3 separate regions of the Homo sapiens genome follow, and regions 1 and 2 are each linked to region 3. The links are chromatin loops, found by intact Hi-C in ENCODE. Cell type or tissue: heart right ventricle. All regions are shown on one strand.

Region 1 (8,000 bases), 690 kb after region 3:
TTAATATATATCATGTATCCCATAAGTATTAACTATAGTTGACTGAACAAAACGTATTCACATTGTAAGTGGTCTCGATTCAATGTTGTCCACTTAAATAAGTGGCTGTCTTCTTTGATTTTAAAATAGTTTATAGTTCTAGAACTCATAGTTTTTAAAATATATCATGTGCCAGAATGCTATCTACATTAAAATTCATATTTTCATGATGCTTGCTAAGTTTTCTTGATATATTTTTAGATATGTGAAAGAAGTAATTCTTATGTTAATGGACTTTAGTAATCATAATTACATGAGGCTTCGACATTTATCATAAGGGATAAGAAAATTAAAGCTGCCATAGGTTAGGGTAGTGGAGGAGGAAGGCTGCCTCCAAATACATGGAATTGGTCAGAGTATTCTAACTAGCATTTGGGGCTAAAGGTTTAAATAATGGAGGCATGTTTTATGCATTAAAAATTAACTGGAAATTAGAGATGTGTCATAAAGAATAATGCAAATCCCATGAGAAAAATATTCCTGAGAATATGTGTAATGATTTTTAAAAGAACAAGTTTCTAAACTTATACATCCTGCATATGTTTTTTAAAAAACACAATGGACACATACATCTGTCAAATAGAACCATATTCTAGTAATTATAACTCATTTCGTGTTATAACAATTTTAGAGGTGAAAAAAAAGCAACATTCCAGAGAATTATGTTGAGAAGCCAATGGCTGGCAAAACCACTAATTATTATTATTTGGTATTTTCATAACTGTGTACAGATGTTTTCAGTTAGTTCTCACTCTTTTGGTTTGTTTTGTTTTGCTTTTTTTAAACCTGGCAAAACATCAAGTATTCTGAATAAGCTATCATCTTTATGATTTTCTCTGAGCTCTGCATGTGGTGACCTCTAATATGCAGTCTGCCCCCTTGGGCTGCAACTGGAAAGGACTTGAGAACTCCACACCAAGCACAGTTGAGGTAGGTCACAACAAGGGTATGTGAGGTGAACAGATCAAGAATGAAGTAAGTGGGCAAAAGTATCTTACTACCTACACAAAAAGTCATATATATGCACAGGCAACTTATAAATAAAGAGCGAGTTAGTTAACACCAGCTCTTTATTATTTATTATAGCCTAATTTTCCCCTATGTAATATTTTGCATACTGTTAATTTCAAACTGCTCTGCTATCAAAACTTGAGAGCAGCAAACATATGCATCATAAAATATATTTAAATTCGGAACTGTTTAGAATTACGTCTCTTATCCTGTAACTAGAATCGTGGGATTTCTACATTGGTATGGTCCATGCTTTTGACTGTGGCTGATCTGTTTATAAGCCACCATTAATCCTGGCTGTATGTTTTCACAGTTTGGGTAAACACTTCATTTGCATTAAATTTACAGCATTAATGAGATGTGAAATTTAAAATGCTACTAGAAACATAAATGATGTAAGAAAGCAGAACCAAAAAAAAGTGTTTTATCACATCTGAAATCAGTAAACCAATTTAAAGCTATTAAAATAATAGGAATGAAGTGTCGCCTGAGATTTTAACTTCGTAACTCATCGTCTTGGACTAAAATACAAATGTGAGGAGCAAAACATCTGGAAAATAAGAAATCACTCAAAAACTCGAATTATATACTGCTTCTATTCTAGTTGGCTTTAAAACAGTTTGCAGTTTTTGTCTTTGAAAGCTATAGTCTGTAAGTTCTCAATAGCCAATGAGACTGAGAAAAATACACTTTGGCTGAAACACTATTACTCATGGATGTTATCAATATATGCTACAGAGATGGAAAAGGTCATGAGCCAATTTGAGAAACTCTACTCAAAGAGGTGAGAAACAAAGGATCAATGAGAAAAAATTCTGGGAAATGAAATGATCAGTTTTGGTCTCAGAAGCCCCGGGAGCCCCCTTCTGAGTCCGGATCTGAGAGGCAACATGGAGAAGCACGGAAGCGAAAGCGTGGCTACACCGTCACACCTGGGTGAAACTTGCCCACCTGTTGCTGATGTAGGAAGGATGGGTCTCTTGGGCTTAGTCCCACATATCGATTGGCTTGAGATGTGCCTGAGGCTGTGTAGGCTGATTAAGGAAGAACAAAAACAAAGATAAAAATTGTGAACTATCAGAACGAACACCCTGTCCATGTATAAGAAACCCAGAGAAGTGGGATTTGCAACCAAAAAAAAAAAGTGTCTTCATTTCTCTTCTCTTTTGTCTGAGTGAACACCAAGTGATAGAAAAGAAATAATAATTGACTTCAAATCAACTAGTTTATTCCCCCTAAAAAATCTATCCAGTAAAGCAGATCTCATACTTCAGTGTGGGTGTCTCACACTTACATGCTCTAGTAACTGTCCTGTGGAGGTACTAAGGATTGGATAAATAGAAGGGCCCTGTTCCTAGACGTACTTTTTCACCAGATAGTAGTTGTCTAATATAAAATAATCAATGATGGTATATGATTCTAAATGTAAAGCAGACTGAAAGTCCGCCAGGAAAAAGTGACAGCTTTTAATGATGGAATTTAAGCAGATGTTCTTAATGATATGGGATGGAAAATGTCTTTCTTAAAAGTTTTGCTAAAAAGGAAATCAAATCTTACTATCATGAAGGAGAAGCCTGTATCATGTAGAATGAATCAGCTCGGTATTTTACCTGTGAAAATGGCCTCAAGTCTGATAGGAATGTTTTTGAAAAAAAGTACTTCCCATAAGCACACATACAAAAATCAATTACTTGTAACTGATCCAGGAAGAAAGCTGATGCACCTTTAAATAGTTGGCCACTAGGTAGTAAGTATATATGGTGACTATTCCTTACATTGTTATAGTCTCATTTGCAAGTACTTTTTGTACAACTGCTTTTTGCTTTTTGGTATAGAGTAAATTTTTCACACACACAAAAAAAAAATGAATAGGGAGCTACTCCTAAAGACTTTTGTTACTTTTCACAAGGAAAGGACTGAGGTATCTTCCCAGAACTAGGCAATCCCACTGCTCCATATTACCATATATTACCTTTATTGTTCTGAAGAAAGCTACACTGTTTGGTTTAAAACCACCAGATTAATGAGGAATCCAGGCTTCATTTTAAATGAACTGGCTTTCTAAAACCAATATATTAATTCTGCCTTGTTCACTTAAAGGACTGCAGAATTTGATCCATGGAAGCTTTTTTAGGTCAACTTTTTAAAAACAGTGAAGATGCTCACAATTCATATTTTAATTGCTCCTGAATAAGGGGACATGCAAGGCAGCCATCAGCAACCAGTGACCCCTACTCAATCTCCAAGCCTCTGGAATTCACCACACCTCACAGACAGCCGGAGATGAGCCTCACCCTTACAGAAGAGCACCAAATCTATGCTGCTTTTTCTTTTCAACTATGAGAAAGAGCCTTCCTTGGCTTCTGTGTTTTCTTTGACCATAGTACTATATCAATTCAATGACCAGTTTTTTATTACTGGTGGTGCCTAAGAAGCTGGAGCTACAAGCTTGTTTATAGGAAAGAAAAACTACTCACTATGTTTCTTTTATGTAGGAGTGGAAAATGGACTGATGCAGCCATCTTTATACAACCAAGATACTCCTTTTGAATATTTTGTAATTTTACTAGTCAAATCAGATCCCTTTTTGAACAACCTGTATGTAAGTATAAAAACAATTCATTAACAAACAGGCTGAGGGTACTCCTATAAGTGAACTGTGATCATTTGGGTCTGATCCTCTCCTGAATCTCTTCTATTAATAACACCACAAGAGTAGGCATCAGAGTTTCTAGAACTTGGTTTTGACCATTTATCCTGTGATAATCTTTCAACTACTTAAAAAAAAATCTTTGTTTTCTGTGTGCTTTTATTTAAATTGCTGACATTGTTTGCTCAAAGATGTGAAGACATCCACTTTTAAAATGAGTACTTAGTGTTTTGGTGACTGTAATGCACATAGCAAACCTCTAGAACAAAATAATTTTTAGTTTTTCCTGAGTAGGTCGCATCCATCTGTGCATTCAGGGAAGTATTCTAAGCATTAAGAATTACTGATGGGTATTACAAGCCTATAGGAACTTATTAATTGACGGGGCTCATGAATTTTGAGAAAGAAATGCTGAATTCACTGTACAAAGTATTGTCCATTTTTCTTATAGGGTTCCTTCCTAGTCTTTCAGAAACCATAAAAAAAAAAGAGCATCTTTCCAATGGCTGAGAAAGAATGAGTGGTGCATGCCTCTGATTGTCTCTGATTCACATGGAAATTTCAAGATCATGGGGATTTTCTTGCTCTAAGAAAGAAAAAAAAAAGGTTTGAATTGAAGATATCTGTATAATTGGTGAGGTGCATGCTAATTCCACCAATTCGATAGCTTTATCCATTCTACTTCACCAATTTGTACATTCCAGCTCCAGTACTAAGAAGCTGACAGTTGGGTGAAACCACCTCAAAATTAATTTCTTCTATACTTCTAAGTATTTTACATGAAAAAACAAAGGAATGATGCGGCTTATTGGTACGTGTTAGGAAGGTTCACTGGCTAAATCTCTGACATTTAAATGTTATGGCCACACTAAAAAGCACAGTATTTGATGTACCAATGATAAGCAAAATAATCAAAAGGTTTTAAAAAAAAAGCTTGCAGATAGTGAAAGTACAGGTAGCTTACATGTGCCTAATACTAAGTTTTGAAATGTCCTCATCTGTTCCCAACCTTATGCGACTGTTTTTAACAATGACATAACCTACAATGATGTAAACATGCAATTACCTTACAGAGGCACTGATTCCATCTGCTTTGTGAAGGGGCTTGATTTCTATAGGAATGCTCCAATAAGTACCAATTACCTAATCTCTCTTTGGGTGATACGAAAACTTTGTATTCTGCGTTATGTTACTCAGTGCAATTTCAATGTATACCTTGAACAAGCAGGCATGACTTATTATTTTTGTTATAGCTGTTAACTTAAACAAGTGAGCTTCTCCCTTTTCAAATATGATTCACTGACTGGAATTTGAGAAGAGAGAGCCTGTGATAGCAGGGCCACATCCATGCCTGCTAGCTCCACTTAAATGAGAAATCTCCATCTGGTCAGGTAGCTGGAAAAATTGCCGTGTTTTCCACCTTGGATCAGATATCCAATGGTGCCTCTGATGGACATTTCTCATTTCCTATGGAAATACTTACTGGTTGCTGTAGGTGAAGCTGCCTCACCTTCAGTGGATGTAGTGATGGGTTTAGTATCTGTCATGCTCAGGGTCACAGGTCGCACTGCACTGGGATGGGGAGAGGGTGCCAAGACAGGAGTGAAATGGCCAGGCACTTTCCCTACTACTTGACCACTGCCGTTAGGCTACAAAACAAAAACAGAATGCCGGGTGAAGCAATCCAAAAGGCAGTCATCTTGTTCAACAAGTCCACTCAGCACACACGACTGTGTGGATCCAGCACACTGCGCATAGGCGCCACACAGGCCCTCTCGAGTCGGAGTCGGAGAGGCCAGTCAATGGTTGGTAGTAATAAGGAGCAGCAGCATTTCAAAGAAGGTTTTCATCTTCAAAGCACGTCATGGTATAGGTGAATTCCTCTTTACAGCACCCCTGAGAGCCAGGTAGACTTGATCCTTTCATGTAGTAGGCCAAGAAACTCAAGTGCAGACTTAAATGCTTAGCCCAAAGGCTAAAATGGAATTCCTTACTGAACTAGCTACAGTTGGAACCCAATGCTTCCTTATTCTCTGCTCTTCATTTTCTATAATGAGTCAGTTTTGGCTTTTAGAACACAATTTTCACCTACATGATGATATCACTGAAACAAAGGACACAAAAATATCTAGGAGATCAAATACAACGAATTCTGGAATTTTCATCATTTACAGTCAAGAACCATTCTCCTGCATACAAAACTCTAGCTCTCTTACACACAGGTGTGCTGAGATGCACACATTAGGCAATTTAGATTCCGAGATCTATGGTCAACTTTTGATGATTTACTAATACAAGAAGATAGAATAAGATGTAAAGCATCTAAAATTTCAGAGGTCATACAATGATATAAAATGCTGAGCTACGTTTGTCCTTACACCTACAAATAAAAGATTTCCAAAGTAAATTAAACTGTACTGAGGGGAAGCAGAGGACAAGCAAATGAGCATTGTTATTTGAGTTACTCTTACATCCATGGTGGTGCATGGAGAGTTACACAAAACATTTCTTGTTGACATTTGTGAGAATTAACTGAGAAAATCCCCTGGGCAATGATAGAAAAGATGTTACTATCTGAGTTTTAGCTCCTGGGTACAAAAATAGTTTCCGTGGTAGGAAACAAAATCCTAAGGATACACTCTTTGAAGAAATAGTGGAATATATTTTTCTAGACTGAGAATGTTATTTTTGATTATACCCATGTTGGAATTCTCCACTGCACGGTGTTCATCGCAATTTGCTGGGAGGCTATTCTCGGCAAGTATATAGTCTTTATAATCTGAACTGTTAAAGGCAAAAAAAAAATGAAGCAGAATATTTTTCTAAATATCTGCACATAAATTACAAGTAGACATTTATTTAGAGAAAAAGATGAACAGCTAATAACACTTAAATATTGTGACTTAGAGACATGAACTAAGTCTTCGGTTAGGCTCCTCAGAGGCCACATTATTTATTCTATAAAGAAAATGGACTTCCTGAATATCCTGATTATTCATCATGGGTAATTTTAAGTATTTAACTTGATGTCAGGAAAATTGACCAGAGTTTTCCAATATGGAAACCTATGGGAGAGTTACATCTTTAAACTAATTTTATTCAAAATATTCCATTGAATAGCATGACTGTCTCACTATAATTGGTGCAGCAGTAATGCAATTAATCTCAAAATTGCTGTGGGGAGGAAAAGGCATCTCAGTTGCTTATCTTAAAAATCAAAATCAGTGCAGTGCTGGAGAATATTGGGAAGCAACAGCTGACTAGAAGTGAATGGTGAAGGAATACTGATGTTTTTCCATTTCTAAAGCTAAAATGGTAAATACCAAGAATTCTAATTTGAAATGCAAATTAATTGGTTTTGAGTTGGAGTTAAAAATCAAAGCAGATACACTGTTCCTTAAAAAAAAAATCTGCAGTTAACTATAAAGACCCATTTTTCCTTTCAAAGGGAAAAAGTAGTTTGTTTCTACAGCAGGCCATCCATTTCTGGTTATCTGAACACTGGAAATAAGTGCTTTAAATATCTTAAGAAAGAAGACAGGTCTCATTTTATCATTGGTGGTACATTCAATGGTAAAAATGTTTCTACATACAGTGTTCACCAAAACAGTCTGAAAGTACCTACCTGGAACAAAATGTCTGGAGCAGAATGACAATAATTTCAAGGAAATGCTGCCACCAAATATATTATCCTACCCTGACCATTCTACAAACTTCACCTACTGGAATTGAACAACATGAACTAGTAGACACTTCTCTCATTTGAAAAGAATAAAGGTGACAAAGAAAGAATTCCCAAGTCAATGCAGACAACTTTCCTAAAACTCAGGGTGAGAAGAATTGAGGGCTATTTTCTCCTCAGTTTTCTACTGGTTCAAACAGATGAAGCTACACTAAAAATTTCTATCTTTTAAGGCTGTTAATAGATGAACTTTCATACTGTAGATAGAAAAGAGAGATGTCTTGTCTGAAGGTGAAGCTAACAGCATTAGGAAAGGATTATTCTACTTTATACACGGTTCCTATTATACAAAATCCTGAGAGTTTTTTTGTTGCTAGTTTTTCTTTTTCTTTTTTTTTTTTTTTTGAGATGAGAGTAATATGCTTCCTTAGAAGGTGATATGTATCTTGAAAAAGTGAAGAAAAACTGAGAACAATATAGGCAGATTATCACCTAATATGCCCTCTTAACTTATAAAGAAATTGAAATATACGTAAAACAAGCACTGAATAATTAAAGAAATGTGTAACACTAAGGGCCTGATTTTAATTTGCATAATTTTTCCCCTAACAGTGCCTA
Region 2 (8,000 bases), 76 kb before region 3:
AATTATCTGGGTGTGGTGGTGCACATTTGTAGTCCCAGCTACTCAGGGGCTGAGGTGAGATGATTGCTTGAACTCAGGAATTTGAGGCTGCAGTGAGCTATGATTGGGCCACTGCACTCCAGCCAGAGAAAAACCCTTTCTGAAAAAGAAGATGAATAAATAAAAGAGAAGAACAAGGAGGAGGAGAAGGAGAAGGAGAAGAACAGGAGGAGGAGGAGGAAGAGGAAGAAGAAGTGGCGGTGGAGGAGGAGGAGGACCTCTTTTTCTGATTGGGAAATGATGACTTATATTTTAAAATTAAATGAAGGACTTAATAAAATGGCATATTATGACCCATAGACAACTTTTGAAAGCTGAGAATGAGGTAAATAATGACTTCAAATCTACTAGTTTATGTAACTCTTCCACAATTTGACTTTGGTTAAGAGTGTTCCAGTGAAGCACTTGAATAGGTTTGTAGAAACTCTCATTGCCACAAATGGAAAAAATAGTCCAAATGCATATTTTAATAACAGCAGTTATGTAAGTGAAAGATTACATGATTAATTTGTAAATAAACACTATTCATTTATGAGTAGATAAATTATGAATAGATAAACCACATTGTGCTAGGTGTAGGTGGTAGGGATGAATAAGGTATTTTGTCTGCCCTCAAAGACTGCATTCTAGTAAAATGAAGTGGGACTGAATATGCTCACCTTATGCCCAGGAGCCAGGTATATATGAATGGCAATGCACTTAGAGATCGTATGATGCCTTTGGTACTGGAATCTGTAAAAGTTTTCGTGAATGGTAAAGCTGGATTTAACATTTACTAGGTTAACAGTAGAAGCAGCAGCATGCCAGGGCTGCCACTGGGCAGGTAACTAACACTGGAGGAAGTACATGATCTCAAAAAGCACCTCTGGATGTAAACTTGATGAAAGGTAATGACAAGAGGAGAACAGAGCTATACGAGTTCAGGGACAAATCAAAGGACAGAAATCAAACCCATGGTGGAACTGTTGGGAATTCTAATCTCTCAGTGGGCACAGAAAAAAAATCAGATGTTGGAGGTTCTGGGATAAAGAGTCAGAAATTAGATGGGTGGTTGTATGCTGTGTTAGTTGCACATGTGGTCTCTTATCAGGAACATGGATTTATTGTATTATTATAATATAAGATATATATTATAATTATTATCGTTCAAAGGAAACTGGAGCCAATAAATCACCATGGAGATATCTCCAGAGTGTTTGCAGATAGGGCAAACTCAGCTGGCTGACTTAGCTACAAACCATGCCCCCTTCTCTCACCAGGCATCCTGAGGGCCAGAGGCACTCAATATACACAGAAGACACTAACCCAGTCATTTTCAATCCTAACTTCACCTAAGTGTCACCTGGGGAATTTTAGACACATACCAATATAAAGGTCTGTTCCCCAGAGATTCTGAATTTGGGATGGGGCCTAGGCATTGGCAGTTTTTAAAAAATAAATAAACTTTTTTTTTTAGAGTGGTTTTAGGTTCATAGCCAGATTGAATGGAAAAAACAGAGCATTCCCGTATAGCCCCTGTCCCCCCCACACATGCAGCTTTCCCCTCTATCAACATCCTGCACCCATGGTACATTTGTTATGATCAATAAACCTACATTGACATACCATTATCACTTGAGGTCCATAGTTTATATGAGGATTCACTCTTGGTGACGTATATTCTATGGGTTTGGACAAATGTATAATAACATAAATTCACTTTCATAGTATTGTACAAATTGGCAGTTTTTATTTATTTATTTATTATTTTTTTGAGATAGAGTTTTGCTCTTGTCCCCCTGGCTGGAGTGCAGTGGCACGATCTCGGTTCACTGCAACCTCTGCCTCCCGGGTTCAAGTGATTCACCTGCCTCAGCCTCCCGAGTAGTTAGGATTACAGGCGCATGCCACCACGCCTGGCTAATTTTTGTATTTTTAGTAGAGACAGGGTTTCACCATGTTGATCAGGCTGATCTCAAACTCCTGACCTCAAGTGATCTGCCTGCCTTGGCCTCCCAAAGTGCTACGATTACAGGCGTGAGCCACTGTGCCCGGCCAGACTGGCAGTTTTTAAAAAGGCTTCCTTGGCGAACCACTGCATCAGCAGCAAGCAGCCACAAAGACATGGTATCCAGAAGCTGCTCTATGATACTGCCCATAAAATTACCCTGGATGCCTCACCCCCCAGGAACTTTAATATTTAGACAAAAGCAAAAGAATATTTCTGAAACTCTGCTGACGAGTAGAGGAAACACTGACTTGCTATAAAGATGTCACTGTTCACGGGCAGGAATGGGAGCAACCTACAGAGGCTGAAATGTTCCCAACAGCCTCAGGGCCAGAACTTGGCTGGAAAGAACTTATTAATAACACACTTCCATTTTGTGTGATAATGGAAGGAGAGGATGATTGGGACCCAAGACAGATTTGGTTTAGAATCCTTTGTCAAGGTCTATTATCTTGAACAAAGCATCTGAATTCTCCATTTCTCAGATTCTTTTTTTTTTTTTTTTTTTTTTTGAGACGGAGTCTCACTCTGTTGCCCAGGCTGGAGTGCAGTGGCATGATCTTGGCTCACTGCAAGCTCTGCATCCTGGGTTCACGCCATTCTCCTGCCTCAGCCTCCTGAGTAGCTGGGACTACAGGCACATGCCACCACAGCTGGCTAATTTTTGTATTTTTAGTAGAGATGAGGTTTCACTGTGTTAGCTAGGATGGTCTCGACCTCCTGACCTCGTGATTTGCCCACCTCAGCCTCCCAAAATGCTGGGATTACAGGCGTGAGCTCACCGCGCCCAGCTCAGATTCTTTATCTGAGAAATAGAGATGGTAGTAGCTAACTTGAAGGGTCATTATAAGAATCAAAGTCCTTACATCCAGCCTAGCACATTCCCAGCATTTTATGGGTGATCTATAAATGGGCTCTATTATAGTAATTAGTAGTAGTAACAAAAGAAGAGTATGTAAAGAGTTTTTTTAGTGGTGTAATATAAACGAAAAAATAATGAGAATTCAAAGGCAGGGAAAGCCCTGGTTGTAGAATGGGCGGGAAATACTTCTTAGGATTTTTAATAATTTATATGACTTTGTACAGAGGAATGAGGGAGAGAAGGACGTGACTGACTCATGTATTTGGGGAAGACATGAAATGGAGAGATGTGCCACGTCTAGCTGGCTTTAAATAAGGTCAGAGAGAAGGGACTTGGGTCATATTTGAGTAGGGCAGTCTTGAGCATTAACAAAAGGAGTTTGCAACATGAGCAAGTATGCTGAGAAAAGACCACATTATGAACAGGGAGTATACAGAACATATCCAGGAGGCCCTCAGGTGACAGTAGGAGTGACCATCCCATAGATCTGCAATTCATGCAAAAGGCTTCTTTCCCCTTTATTTTCTCCCCAATTAGTTAGAAATACCATCTCTCATAGGCATCTTGGAGAAGAAGAGACATCTGGTTTTGCATAAGCGTAAGTTAAATGATTTGTGAAAATCTGTTATCAACAAAAATTACATTTCTTCATCATACTCAGCAAATATAACAAAAACGACTTCATGACAAATCCTTATTCTCTAAAAGAAAATGTTACTCGTATGTATATTTATGTTACCAAAAAGCTACTGAAATAAGTTAGCTGATGAAAAGAAAGAATTTGCCATGGCTAGTGAATTAAGGAGCTGAGAATGAAAATATGAACCGAGGATACTATTATTTTCAAATATCTTTAAGAATTAGGTGTACTTCATTACCAGTAGGTGTCACTGCAGGCATTAAACACGGTCTGTTTCTAGGGAAATTTGTCCCATAAATGTTGGTGTAATTTAACTGGTATAATATAGTTATGATAGGCATAAAGGATATTTATTCTGAAAAGCAATATATTTTATCATGGTCATGAACTTGTAAAAACATTGGCTTAAGGAAGCTATAGTGTATGCTTTAAATGGGCTTACTTAATACAATATACAGCATAAGTAATAGTCTCTTATGAGGTTTTAAATATATACAGTGGGTTTTCCTGGATAAGATAAGGTTGCTTTTCAGAGTTATTCCATAGAATCTGATTTATAGGACTAATTTAATGAGAATTCATAGACTCAATTGCTACCTTCTAAATCTTTGTGAAACTGACATTTTTTCCTTATATGTAACATTCTTGTAAGTTTTGTTAGAGAAGGGAAGGAAATTAAGAACTTTAACTGGAATTACATTAGTTATCCTCTTTTGAGTTTCTCTGGCCTTTTAAACATGTAGTATCTAGTGTCAGGAAGTTAAATTCACCAAGCTTTTTTAGAGAAACACAATTTAGTGGCATCCTAGCATCTAACATAGAGAAATATTGGCCATTAAAAAATAGTGATCTTGGTTCCCTTTCTACTGTGGTTTTAGAGTTGATTCATTTGTGCAATCTTGCTGGCATTGCTGAGTTGAACTTTTGAACAGAGTATTCTCAATAGAAACCCTTGCGCTTTAAAATTGATTTGCCTGTTGGAGGTGTTGGTGTTTCTTATTTATGCATAATTGAAGGGCTAGGTGTGTGAAAGTGCCCCTAGCGACTCTTTCATTTGTTCCATTTTACAAATTGAAACTGATAGTGGTGGTTGTGGTGCTTTTCAAGGGTGACTTGAGGGCAATCTAATTTACCTAGCTGTTCAAAGGTGAACTCAATATTTTCAATCATAAATTAAAAATCTACTCCAGTTTTCAAATCAGAAACAGCATAAATTACGTATCTGCAGGCCGTAAGTGTTCTTTGCCCTGGCTTAACTCCATTGATTTTACCAGGATAGACATTTCTAGACACTCTGTGTTTTAACATGTCCCTGTAACATCTAAAGTATTTTAGGAACACCATATTGCTTTCTTTTCTATGTATGCCAACAGGAATTTTATGAGCCCTTGGCATTTGCCTCTCTATGTAGACCCATCTATGAGAATATTTTCGACCTGTTAGATTCCTGGGCTAGCATAATTTGAACAGGGTTTCTCTGAAAGACATAATATTATGCACTAAAAATCTACATCATTGGAAAATACTTAGCAATATCAAATATGTGTACCTTCTTAACATATAACAATATGGTGTGCTAATTATAACATATAGACACTGCTCTCTAAGAAGCCTACAATTTAAACCTACATTATAGATCTTACAATGGAGGTAAAACTGATAGACAAAAATGCATGTCAACCAACTGCATGACACACAGATCATTGTATTTGTAGTGTTTAGAGTAGCACTCATATGTAAAGTTTGCTGCACAGTCATTGCCAAGTCCAATCTTCCAGATATCCTAAAACTTACACATGTACTAAATTGGGCTTCATAAATTAATATACTTCAATCATATAATTGTGGCAACTCATACTACTCTTTTTACTTTAATTCGTTTTGTTGGAATCTCTTTGGCTTTTATTGACGGCCAACATTGGAAATACTTTTTTAGGAATTTGATGTGTTGAAAGTAAGGATGTTGTTAAGAGTAATTATTATGTTTCATGGCGCTTCAGCCTTCAGTCTTCACATCAATACTGGCTTGCTTCTCCTGAGCTCTTTATAATTATTTTTATTTAGTTTTATACACACTGACATGTTTAATAACCAGATTTCTCTCTTCCCCCACATCCCCAAACTTTGGCTCTTAAGAAAGCACAGAACCCAAACTATGGTCCTACAGCAAGTAATGGTTTTTATGGTTTACATTTTTATAATAATCTCATTACTAAGAAACCATGGTTTGTTTTCATCTTTCTCACTTCCTTTTACTCCCATATTGCTTTGTATTATATATTCTTTTAGGCTCTAGGACTTTGGAGGACAAAGTGAGGAGGAGTATAAAGTAGGATACAACCAAAATAAATAGAACAGAATTTCAGGAAAGACCTATATTATACTTAAAATTCACATAACTAACCATATCCTAACACCTCTAGTTTACAATAAAGGTATCAGAAGGAAAAATAAACAACACTGAGATCCCACCACAATACTTACATTTTTATTCTGTATAACATTATTCTAAGAATTGAGTTTGTTGGTCTTCTGGGGTGGTGACACTCATACAGTAATTATATTTTTCTAGCTAATTTGAAAGACATGGTCTTAGGAACTTTTTGATTTGAAGCAAGAGAGTCTGTTCAACTAGCAAAGAAGCTCTTTAAGGTGAGAAATAATAATCCCTTGTTGGTGTTCCAGAATAGACATAGATATCTTAAATTATGATGAGGCCAATGAACAAAAATAAATAATGAATGTGATGGGAATTCAAAGCATCTTTGTTTTCTGATTTTTGTTTTGTTTTGTTTTGACAGCCTCTTGCTTGTTGCCCAGGCTGGAGTGCTGTGGCATGATCTCAGCTCACTGCAACATCTGCCTCCTGAGTTCAAGCAACTCTCCCACCTCAGCCTCCCGAGTAGCTGGGACTACAGGCGCGTGCCACCATGTCTGGCTGATGTTTGTATTTTTTGGTAGAGATGGGGTTTCACCATGTTGGCCAAGCTGGTCTTGAACTCCTGACCTCAAGTAATCCAGCTGCCTTGGCCTCTCAAAGTGCTGGTGTGAGCCACCTCACCGGGCCAGCATCTTTGAATTATAAAAACAAAGAATATTATTGAACCAGAAAGGAGTTACCTTTCTAGGTTCAGAATATGTCTTGCTGGTGGATGGGGAGAAGCAGCTGAATAGAGGAGATGAAGGTTGGTTTGGGTGGAGGAGAATGACTAGACAGAGTTCAACCAAGGAAGAATGACTCATTGAGGTCTCTTTCAGCATTATGGTTTTGTTATTTGATTTTGGACTCAGAGTATTTTGGCAAAAAGTGCTAAAGCTGAGACACGATATTAGTCTTCATTTATAGAGCACTTGGATAGATTTGGAAATGGAAACATATTGTGAACATAGAAGTAAAATATTTACTTTAGTAATTGAATGAGTAGTAACAATGATGGGGTAGGTAAGTGCTCTTAAAATTGAATCCTCATTCAATATTTACTGCCCCATTGACACACTGCACAATTGAATGATGGATTCCAAATAAGGACATATATTTTTCAAGTCTTAATAATTTTATATGATCAGTTTTTATTCTTCTTTTTATTTTATAAATTCACTGAAATCTTTTCAACCCAGCGTACATAGACTTCTTTTTAAAAGATAAAACTTTTTAAAACAAGGACTTAAAAAAAACCTGACATTAAATTCTAAAACAGTAAGTAAAAGAGTATTACATGTGCAAATTTGGGGATTTCTTCTGAAGTAATATGTTCCCACTTCTCTAACTTCACAGATGTAGTACTGTCCAAAATGGATGGTAGCATAAAGTACAAATTTGTTATTTAGACTTAGTTATCAAATGGATATAGGAGAAATATATTATTTTAAATTTGAATTTTGGCTTGATGTTTATCCCTTTAACATATGGCTGGGTTAAGTCATTACAAGAAATACAAGCAATCATTTGATTTGGAAGCCATGCATTTTCCAAATGACAAATGTCAATTTTCTGTTTAGTTGCTTTTATAAATGAGAAGCAGAGTCCAGTCTATTAAAGTGACTGAGACACAATTATCCACTAAATCACTGGCAAAATGAAGCTTGCATTCATCTCATCACAATTTCATTTCACTATATGATGGTTATATTTTTATATACTCGTGTGTCTACAACCTGCTCCATGAAAATTAACTATTAGCTGTAATAGAGTACTAGATCTGGAATTAGACAGATTTGATTTTAAATTTTGTTCTTCCACTTATGAGATATGTAATCTTGAGAAAATTACTGTATTTCTCTGGATCTCAGTTATCTTTTCATAAGGCCATTATGAGAAACAAATGAGAAAAGTTATGGGAAATGCCTGGCAACTTTCAATGCTAAACAAATGGTAATTCTTTTCCTCTTACTTTCTTAAGGATAACCGCCACAGTGAACTTTATCATTTTTAATTGAGACTTGTCATTTTGTAAGATTACATTGATGCAAGT
Region 3 (8,000 bases):
CAAGGAAGATTTCCACAAGGAAGTGCGGACCGAGCTAAGATATGATGAAGGAACAGGAATTAAATACATAACAGAGTGTGAGGGCAGGAGGCAAGCATAAGGGTCAGGCTTCCAAAAAGGTCAGTCTGATTACAGCAGACGGAGCAAGAATCAGGGTTAAAGCAGAAGAGACTTCAAGGAAGGAAGGAGGCAGATCATGCAGATCTTTTACAAAAATCCGTGGTCACAAATTTTCACCCAGCTCTGTGAGTTAGACAATATTCTCACTTTGTAGAATAGCAAGATGAAGCTCAAAACTGAGAAACTGGACTATGGTCACAGAGCCGGTAGGTGCTGGAGGTGGGGTTGGAATAAGATCTATCTACACACTTTAGGGCCTGGATTTTGAAACGATTGAATCTTCCAGTGTTTCACAATCTGACATTGATGCATTGTCCAATAGATGTTCCCTGTGGGTGACCCATTAGGGACAACTTTATTCCCTGGGCTCTTTGCTCGCCTGTAAACAGTGTACCAAAGGGAGGATACCCTGCTGTGCTCTGCCAGATAAAAATTATGTCTGCTTCACCTATCAAAGTTGAATCCTTCCTTCCTTTTTTTTTTATAATTTTTTTAAAAATTTTATTATTATTATACTTTAAGTTTTAGGTGCACAATGTGCAGGTTTGTTACATATGTATACATGTGCCATGTTGGTGTGCTGCACCCATTGCCTCGTCATTTAGCATTACCTTCCTTCCTTCCTTCCTTCCTTTCTCTCTCTTTCTTTTCTTTCTTTCTCTTTCTTTCTTTCTTTCTTTTCTCTTTCTTTCTTTCTTTTTCTTTCTTTTTTTTTTTTAAGACAGAATCTCATTCTGTCACCCAGGCTGGAGTGCAGTGGCAGAATCTTGGCTCACTGCAACCTCTGCCTCCCAGGTTCAAGGCTCTCGTGCCTCAGCCTCCTGAGTAGCTTAGGACTGCAGGTGTGCACCACCTTGCCTGGCTATTTTTTTTTTTTTTTTTGTATTTTTAGTAGAGACGGGGTTTTGCCATGTTGGCCAGGCTTGTCGTGAACTCCTGGCCTCAAGTGATCTGCCCACCTCGGCCTCCCAAACTTCTGGGATTACAGGCACGAGCCACTGCATCCAGTCTTGAATCCTTATTTCAAATAGTGTCTACTTTTCAGTTTTCTGATCAAAGTCATCAGTATTCAGAGCTTCGCTGGATTACTATGGTGCATATTTTTCCCCAGGAAATAAAATAATCAGTTACATTGTTCCATTCCCATAAGACCTTCTCTTGTTTATTGAGCAGGAATAGCAACATTGGATGTTTATTATGTACCAGGCATTCTGCTAAAGCATGTTATATATATATTATCTCAAGGCAACCTCAACCACCCAATGAGGTAGAGGTGTCCCATTATTCCCTTTTTACAAATGAGGAAATTGAGCATCACTGAGTTTAAGTGGTTTGCCTTAGTCACTCAGTTTATAAATGACAGAGGTAAGGTTTGAATCCAGAAGACCTGTCTGACGCCAAAGCTACAGTTTTAACTTAATGTTTGAAAAATTCAACTTTAAAAAGAGAATTCGTATTTTAAAAGAATTCATGAAATAAGAACATTCCTGAAAAGGTTGCATGCCAGGATATACTGTAATTCAACAATAATTACATTGTTAAACAAGGAAGAACTCATCATAAAAAGATTCTCTGTGGCTATGACAACAATTATGGATGCTTTAAGAAATCAGTAATTTCCTAAATTAAGATACAAAGTTTAAGATGCAGGGATAGTTCTTTAAACAAAAGTGGTTCACTTCTCAAAGATGAAGGATACATATATTTTGAGGCAGTGTATGGGGGGCTGGGGTGAGGAGACAGAAAGGGAAAGAGAGGAGTGAAATATTCTATCTAGGTAACCTTTAACAAAATTGCAAGTTTGTTTTCAAAGTTTATACGGTAAGAGGGTACGGTGGAAGAAAGACCTCATCGTTAAGGCAGAGAACATCCACAGAGCAAGATCTTGTCTCTGTAGGGCTATATTGCTTCCTTTCTAAAAAAAAGAAAGGTTTTCCTTCACAGTGCATTTACGTCAAAATTCTAAAACCTCTCACATGAGCCTATCACATCAACCTTGTCAAGTCTCACTTGTTGAAATGAGTGGGATTTGAAAACTTCTGAGTGTGCTATTACATTTTCCATTTATGTTCAGGGAATATGGCTGTGTGAAAAGGAGGCCAAGAGTTGTGGGGGTGGTGGATTTGAGGGAGAGACAACTCTAAATGAGTGAAACCAAATAGATTGATTGTTTCAGGTGGTGGAGGGTAGTCTCCAAGAAGGATTGGGCAAGGACTTTGAGAAGAAAATGCATTTTACTTTTTACATTTTTAACATTTATTGCCCTCACTAAACTACATGTTACATCAAATATCAGAGTTTAAATAAAAGAATCCAATGTTTCTTTGCTTCAAAACTGTAAACAATTTACAACTGATCTATTTATTCTCGATGAAATAACAATAGATACTTCTTTTTATTTTCTTCTTGTCTTTTTTAGAGCTCAAGAGACAAGGAAGCATCATGTAGAAATTTGATATTTCCATTAAGATTTCTCAGCTTCTGGAAAACAAATTTGATATTTGTGTCAGGTTGGAGAAAATGCAACCCTAAACCTAACCTTAATTATATTTTAACCCTAACCCAAATTCTGTGTAATAGAGGGTACTAGGCAAGGGAATGACCAGATGTTTTTTAGAGAGGGCAGAAGTTGTTTACTGATGTTAGAAAATTCACGTAACTTGGGCAGGAGAGGTGGCTCACGCCTGTAGTCCCAGCACTTTGGGAGGCTGAGGCTGGCGGATCACCTGAAGCCGAGAGTTCGAGAAAATTCATGTAACTATCCACTTCTAAAATTCTTAGCATTTGTATTGCTATCATTATAAGTGAACATCTTTCAGGTTTACCAAAAAGCTTAGCCATTTTTTAATCAAAATTTAATTTGGTGAAGATGTTTTTTAAATAAGTAAACAAATTTCTGATTGATAGAGATCAAATGTTTTCCCCTAGTAGCCAGTAGAGGGAGCTGTTGGCATTTGATTTGGCATTATAACTCGACCTGGAAGTTCCCTTAATTAATTCAATGTTTGAAATCAAACCACAGTTTAAATGTAATGATATTAATATGCAAGAATAGACGTGTAAACGTGGAGATTTTCCATTCCCATTAAACTTTCTACACAACCACAGATTTCTGGTTCTTCTGTGGGCCCCTTTTAGAGAGCTTATGTTATAGAAATGTTGGCTGCTGTAAATTAAAGCTGCTCAGAATTGAGTTCATGTACCTAGGCAATGATTCAACATTTCTGAGACTGATTGCAAGTCAAGAAAGAAAGCAGCTTCTTCCTCCAGCTCATAAAAAAAGAAAGCAAAAAAAGATGTTTGACCTAGAATTATACTTGAAGTTTTCAAAAGAAAAATTGTATGTATTAGGTTGATAATAAGTTTGATTATCTCTAATCCAGGAGGAAGAATCCTCTGTAGTTAATGTTCTGGGTATATTTGATGCCGTCCTTGTGGTGAAATATAGCATATTGATTTTTCTTATATTCCCTTCACCCCAAGTTCATTTCCACAGCTATAGTTTAAAAAGCAGTTATTCACAGCCTAGTGTTTAAAATATACTTCTCCTTTTTGTAATAGGTTTAAGCTAAAATGGATTATAAGTAATAATTTCCAAGCACTTCACCAAGTATTATCTTTATCTCAATAAACCTTAATATATAATGTACACATAAACTGCAGTTGTAACTATCTGCAGATAACCTAGCAGACAGCCGGGGAAAGGATTACTCTGATAGTAGTACTTCTCAACCAGCCTCGGAATTCAGTTGTAAACCCCCTAGGTAAGAGAAAGTTTGAAGAGAGAGTTGGAAATAATCATTCTGATTCACTTAAATGTTTCCCCTCCCTAATGTAAACATAAAAATAAACTATTGCATATTTAAATATATGATATTAAAGACATGAAATCTTACCAAACTTGAAATAGAAAATTACTCTAAAAGATAAAGAAAGCAGTGTTCTGTTTTGATACGGATTAACAGATGAACATTAAGCTCTCTACCCGATCGTCACCGATAGATTTAAGATTACTCCTTAAGGCTACACTGAAAGCATACTAGAAATAATAGGGTTAATTGTGTTCTGAGTACATAAAGAAGTGCCACTTTCTGGGGACAGTATGCCACATTGCAATTGGCAAACTAAATGCTAAACCAAAATCACTTCCCCTGTTCACAAAACATGTGGAGCTTCTTGGAAAGAAAAAAAAGGTGTTTTTTAACTGAGTGGGGACAGTGTTCTGTGCTATTTCCAGGAAGTGTGTATTTTCTCAAATCACTTATGCTTTTTAATCTGTTGGACCTGGTCTATGTTTTGTGTTGATTTCTGGGCCTTCCAATCAAAATTAATTTTGCTATTCTTTCTGAGAGAACTTTTTAGAACGAAAAATGAACCTCTCATACAGTTGAAAGACAAGGACCAAAAGTGCTGTATTATACTTCTTGAATGGTTGAAATCTAGTTGGAACAAAACCCCCCAGCACTATTAAAAATATAATTTTAGGTGAAATTTCATTCCATATGAAGCATTAATTTTAATAGAGACTTATATATAAGCTCTCATTTGAATAATAATGTAAAATTAAATTTAAATTGTAAATAACGTCCAGATACTAGTTGTTTCCTGGCTCAAATTCTTTAGCACATATGGTGCTAGCATAAGCTTGTGCCTGTCTGCCTACTCTGGGTAATTTTGCATGCAAATAGTTTTAGTGCCTATGTTGAGGTGCTAAAACGTGTTTAGTACACTTGAAAATATTTGCATTGCAAAAGGAGAGCGAATCTCCTGAGGAAAATCAAATTGATATTTTGTATTAAGAGACCACTTTGGACACTGCGTGGTATTCTGCTAGGGAGAATTCTGTTTACAGTGCAGCTAGCATTTTTAATTGACCTTTAGAAAAGAAGGTCTGGCTTCAGCTTTGCCAGGTTTATAAACCGTTGGACCATCTTCTGGCAGCATTCACCACATTAATCAGTCAAGAGAGAAAGAGAAGGAAAGAATCTCCTTGCCTTGGCTGGACTGTAGTGTTTCATGCCTCAATTTGGTGGATTGGTAGGATAAATATGTTAATTATAATTAAAAGTTTCAGCTGGAATGTGCCTAACTAATTAGCTAACTAACTAACCAGCTAACTAAGGAAAGGCTTTAGTACAGTGGAGCGGTGGTGGGTGCTGGGTGTGAGGCCCCACACACTCTTCCATTTGCCTCACTCCCATCTGCTGCATTTATGGGAACCAGTTCGTTAAGAGTCTGAATTGAATCCAAATAAAATGCATTTCTGATGCAAGCCCGATGACTGGTGCCATTCTCCGCTGCATTATGTCAAATTAGAGTTTGTTTGGAAAAGAGGTTACAGGGATCCTACGTAAATGTCGCTTGCGCAGAACATCGATCAAATAAGAGTTATGCACAAATTTGCCATCTAATTCCTATAAATAAATTGAGCACCTCCCTCCTTGATTTTGCTCCTATTCACCATGAGTGATTAAAAAATTAGCACTCCTAATAATAAATAAAATTCAAGAGGCAAGCTAGTAAGAGGTTTGTGGAACTTTTCTTATAACAGTTATTTCAAAGTTTTTAGATAATTTTATTACAAGAACCAGTTCAGGTGTAGTATATCCCTATAAAATGAAAGTAAGTTCAAGGTCCGTAAGAGAAACAGATGATACTAGGTCTACAAGAGGAATTCAAATGTGAGACCCCTCTGTCTGCAACTCCCTCCTCTGTCGAGAAATGATGCCAGATGGAATCCTGATAACTCCCATTGTTAAAGCAGCTCTATCGCTTTCAGCCCAAGCACCATGCAAGAGTTACTACTATAGATGCTTCTATTGGCTAAAACGTGCTGCAGGATCCAGATTTTTCTGCATATTTTACTCCTTCGTGCTTAATATTCTTTCATCCCTGCCACTTCTCACAGTGTGCAAGGTGCAGTATTTTGTGTCAATGAATAGCCAGAGACAGGTAGCAGGCAAGAGCCAAAAGGAACTCATTATGAATACAAACCAGTAAGGAGGAGCTGACTTACTGTGCTACTGAAACTTTGCTTGCAATCTAGTTCCTTTAAAACAATCTTAAAAAAAAAAAAAAAAAAGCCTCCGTTGTCTGTGGGATCCTAGCACATCAATCAATCCATTAAGTAAGTAAATAAGGCAATAACTAAACAATAAATCATTTTGAATTTCACGCATGCACAAATCTTTTGATACATAAATGACAAGGTTTAGGTTCGGAGGCTACCACCTCTGTTCCAGTAGTTATCATACAAGATAAAGAGTTGTTTTTAAACTGTGGTGCATTGCTCATTCTGGTCCCCACATGATGGGGCTTCTTTCACCCCTTGGGTGGTGGTGTGTGTATGATGCACGGCCTGGGAGTTGTTTGTGTGTGTGTGTGGTGTGTAGCGGGGGCCATGCTGTTAGGGGGAAGCCTACCACACATTTCTGCCATCGCAGACGGTGGGCAAACAGCTGTCTCCACAGCTGAGACCACTGGAGCTGCTTGCGCTGCTCCAGTAACTCGAGAGCACACGGCTGGTCCCTGGATGGCACAGAGCACTGTGCCTGCAGCAAAGTGCCTGAGCTTTCCTGGGGCTGAGCGGGCGGGGTCTTTGCCACCAGACACAATAAGCATGTGAAATGGGGTTCATGAATTATTCATCCTTGGTGTCCTATGAAACAAAGAAATGATATGTTTGCTGGTAGATAACTGTGTTGTGGCATTTGTAAATCTTTTTGAATTTGGAGTTGATCATGTTTCTTGTGTTGGTGGGGAAATGTGTGTGTGTGTGTGTGTGCGTGCGTGTGTGTGCGTGTGTGTTTTTTCCCTAAAATAAAAATTTGGGAGTTCAACACAATAATCTTACAGCAAAGGTCTTCCATGAAATATTGCATGGATTATACTATTTTGGCTCATGATTTACGGATTTTAAAAATCTCATTCAGTGAAAAGGGATGTTAAAATGGTTTCACTGCAATAAACTACAGCAAGATACCAGGTTCTCAAGGAGTTTATTTTTCTCCTTAGTAGGCATCCAGCCCACTTTTGTTAATGCAAGTTTCATTACTGTGGACTAGAGAACAGTGGTGCCTTCAGCATGACACTACAGCATCGGGAGGAATGATTCTTCACTTTCACTAAAATATTAGTAAAAATGATACTTTGGCGAATTGAGCCCTAAATTGTGTTAGTGACAGTTAAATACCCACTAATTTAACACCAGTTAAACTGGCAATAAAATGACCCCCAACTGAGTTAAGCCACCATCCTATTCCTGCACAATAGCTCCAGCCCTAATGCCAGTGATCTATAAAGCCACTGGGTAGAGTTTATGCATTTGCATAACAAATATTTCTGGAGTGTTGTATAAAGTAGCTAGCTACTCAAACTTATCATAATTGTTATTTATAATTATCATCTGCATATTCCTTTCATTTATTCTTTAATATCTCAAAGAAAATAAAATGATTTAATAGTTCTTCATTATCTTTGAAACACAACCTGGTGAAACATATCATGGTAATGTTCACTGTCATCTCTTCAATAATTATCTCAGGTCTGTCTTCCAGTAGTCACTCATGCTTTCTCCATCACACTTTTTTTTTTGCAGTATCTCCTCGCAGTCTCCCTACCTTTCAGGTTGCCTGTGAAGTACTGTGTATCCATAAACCTCCCACAATCTGATATGTTTGGCAGAGAAAATCAGGGAAAAGGCACGTTGATTGTGCTGAAAGAAAAAAAACAAGCAAAAACAAAATATGGATCTGCCAATTACATGCTGGAGTGAAAATACAATTCCTTCTTGCTTTCAGGTGAGGGAGTTGGCAGGTGGGGTGTGAATTGGTAGGTAGTAGGACTTTCAGTAAAAAGAAGTGTAGCAAATGCTGTATGAT

What was found. Peaks named below come from ENCODE experiments on the same cell type or tissue, not always from the same donor. Only the 100,000 strongest peaks of a DNase experiment are listed, where the experiment ranks them.
Region 1: it touches region 3 in a loop (2.6-fold over the local background); 2 of 110 quality-filtered maps call a loop at or near these places.
Region 2: it touches region 3 in a loop (2.1-fold over the local background); 22 of 110 quality-filtered maps call a loop at or near these places.

Annotation. Positions count from the first base shown.
Region 1 is chr9:14,110,998-14,118,997 of GRCh38, forward strand. It overlaps NFIB (nuclear factor I B), which reads right to left. Exons shown (of 11, transcript NM_001190737.2): 9 at 5,211-5,349; 10 at 2,002-2,084. Among named protein-coding and RNA genes, the nearest start is that of LINC00583, 190 kb to the left of the region's middle. In heart right ventricle, no CTCF peak of the experiment used is centred here; no DNase peak of the experiment used is centred here; H3K27ac peaks cover 327 bases.
Region 2 is chr9:13,348,196-13,356,195 of GRCh38, forward strand. No RefSeq gene overlaps it. Among named protein-coding and RNA genes, the nearest start is that of MPDZ, 73 kb to the left of the region's middle. In heart right ventricle, a CTCF peak has its summit at 3,776 (motif pointing right); no DNase peak of the experiment used is centred here.
Region 3 is chr9:13,424,661-13,432,660 of GRCh38, forward strand. It overlaps LINC01235 (long intergenic non-protein coding RNA 1235), which reads right to left and starts at 6,669. Exons shown (of 3, transcript NR_033863.1): 1 at 6,543-6,669. In heart right ventricle, a CTCF peak has its summit at 3,052 (motif pointing right); no DNase peak of the experiment used is centred here; H3K4me3 peaks cover 925 bases; H3K27ac peaks cover 1,861 bases.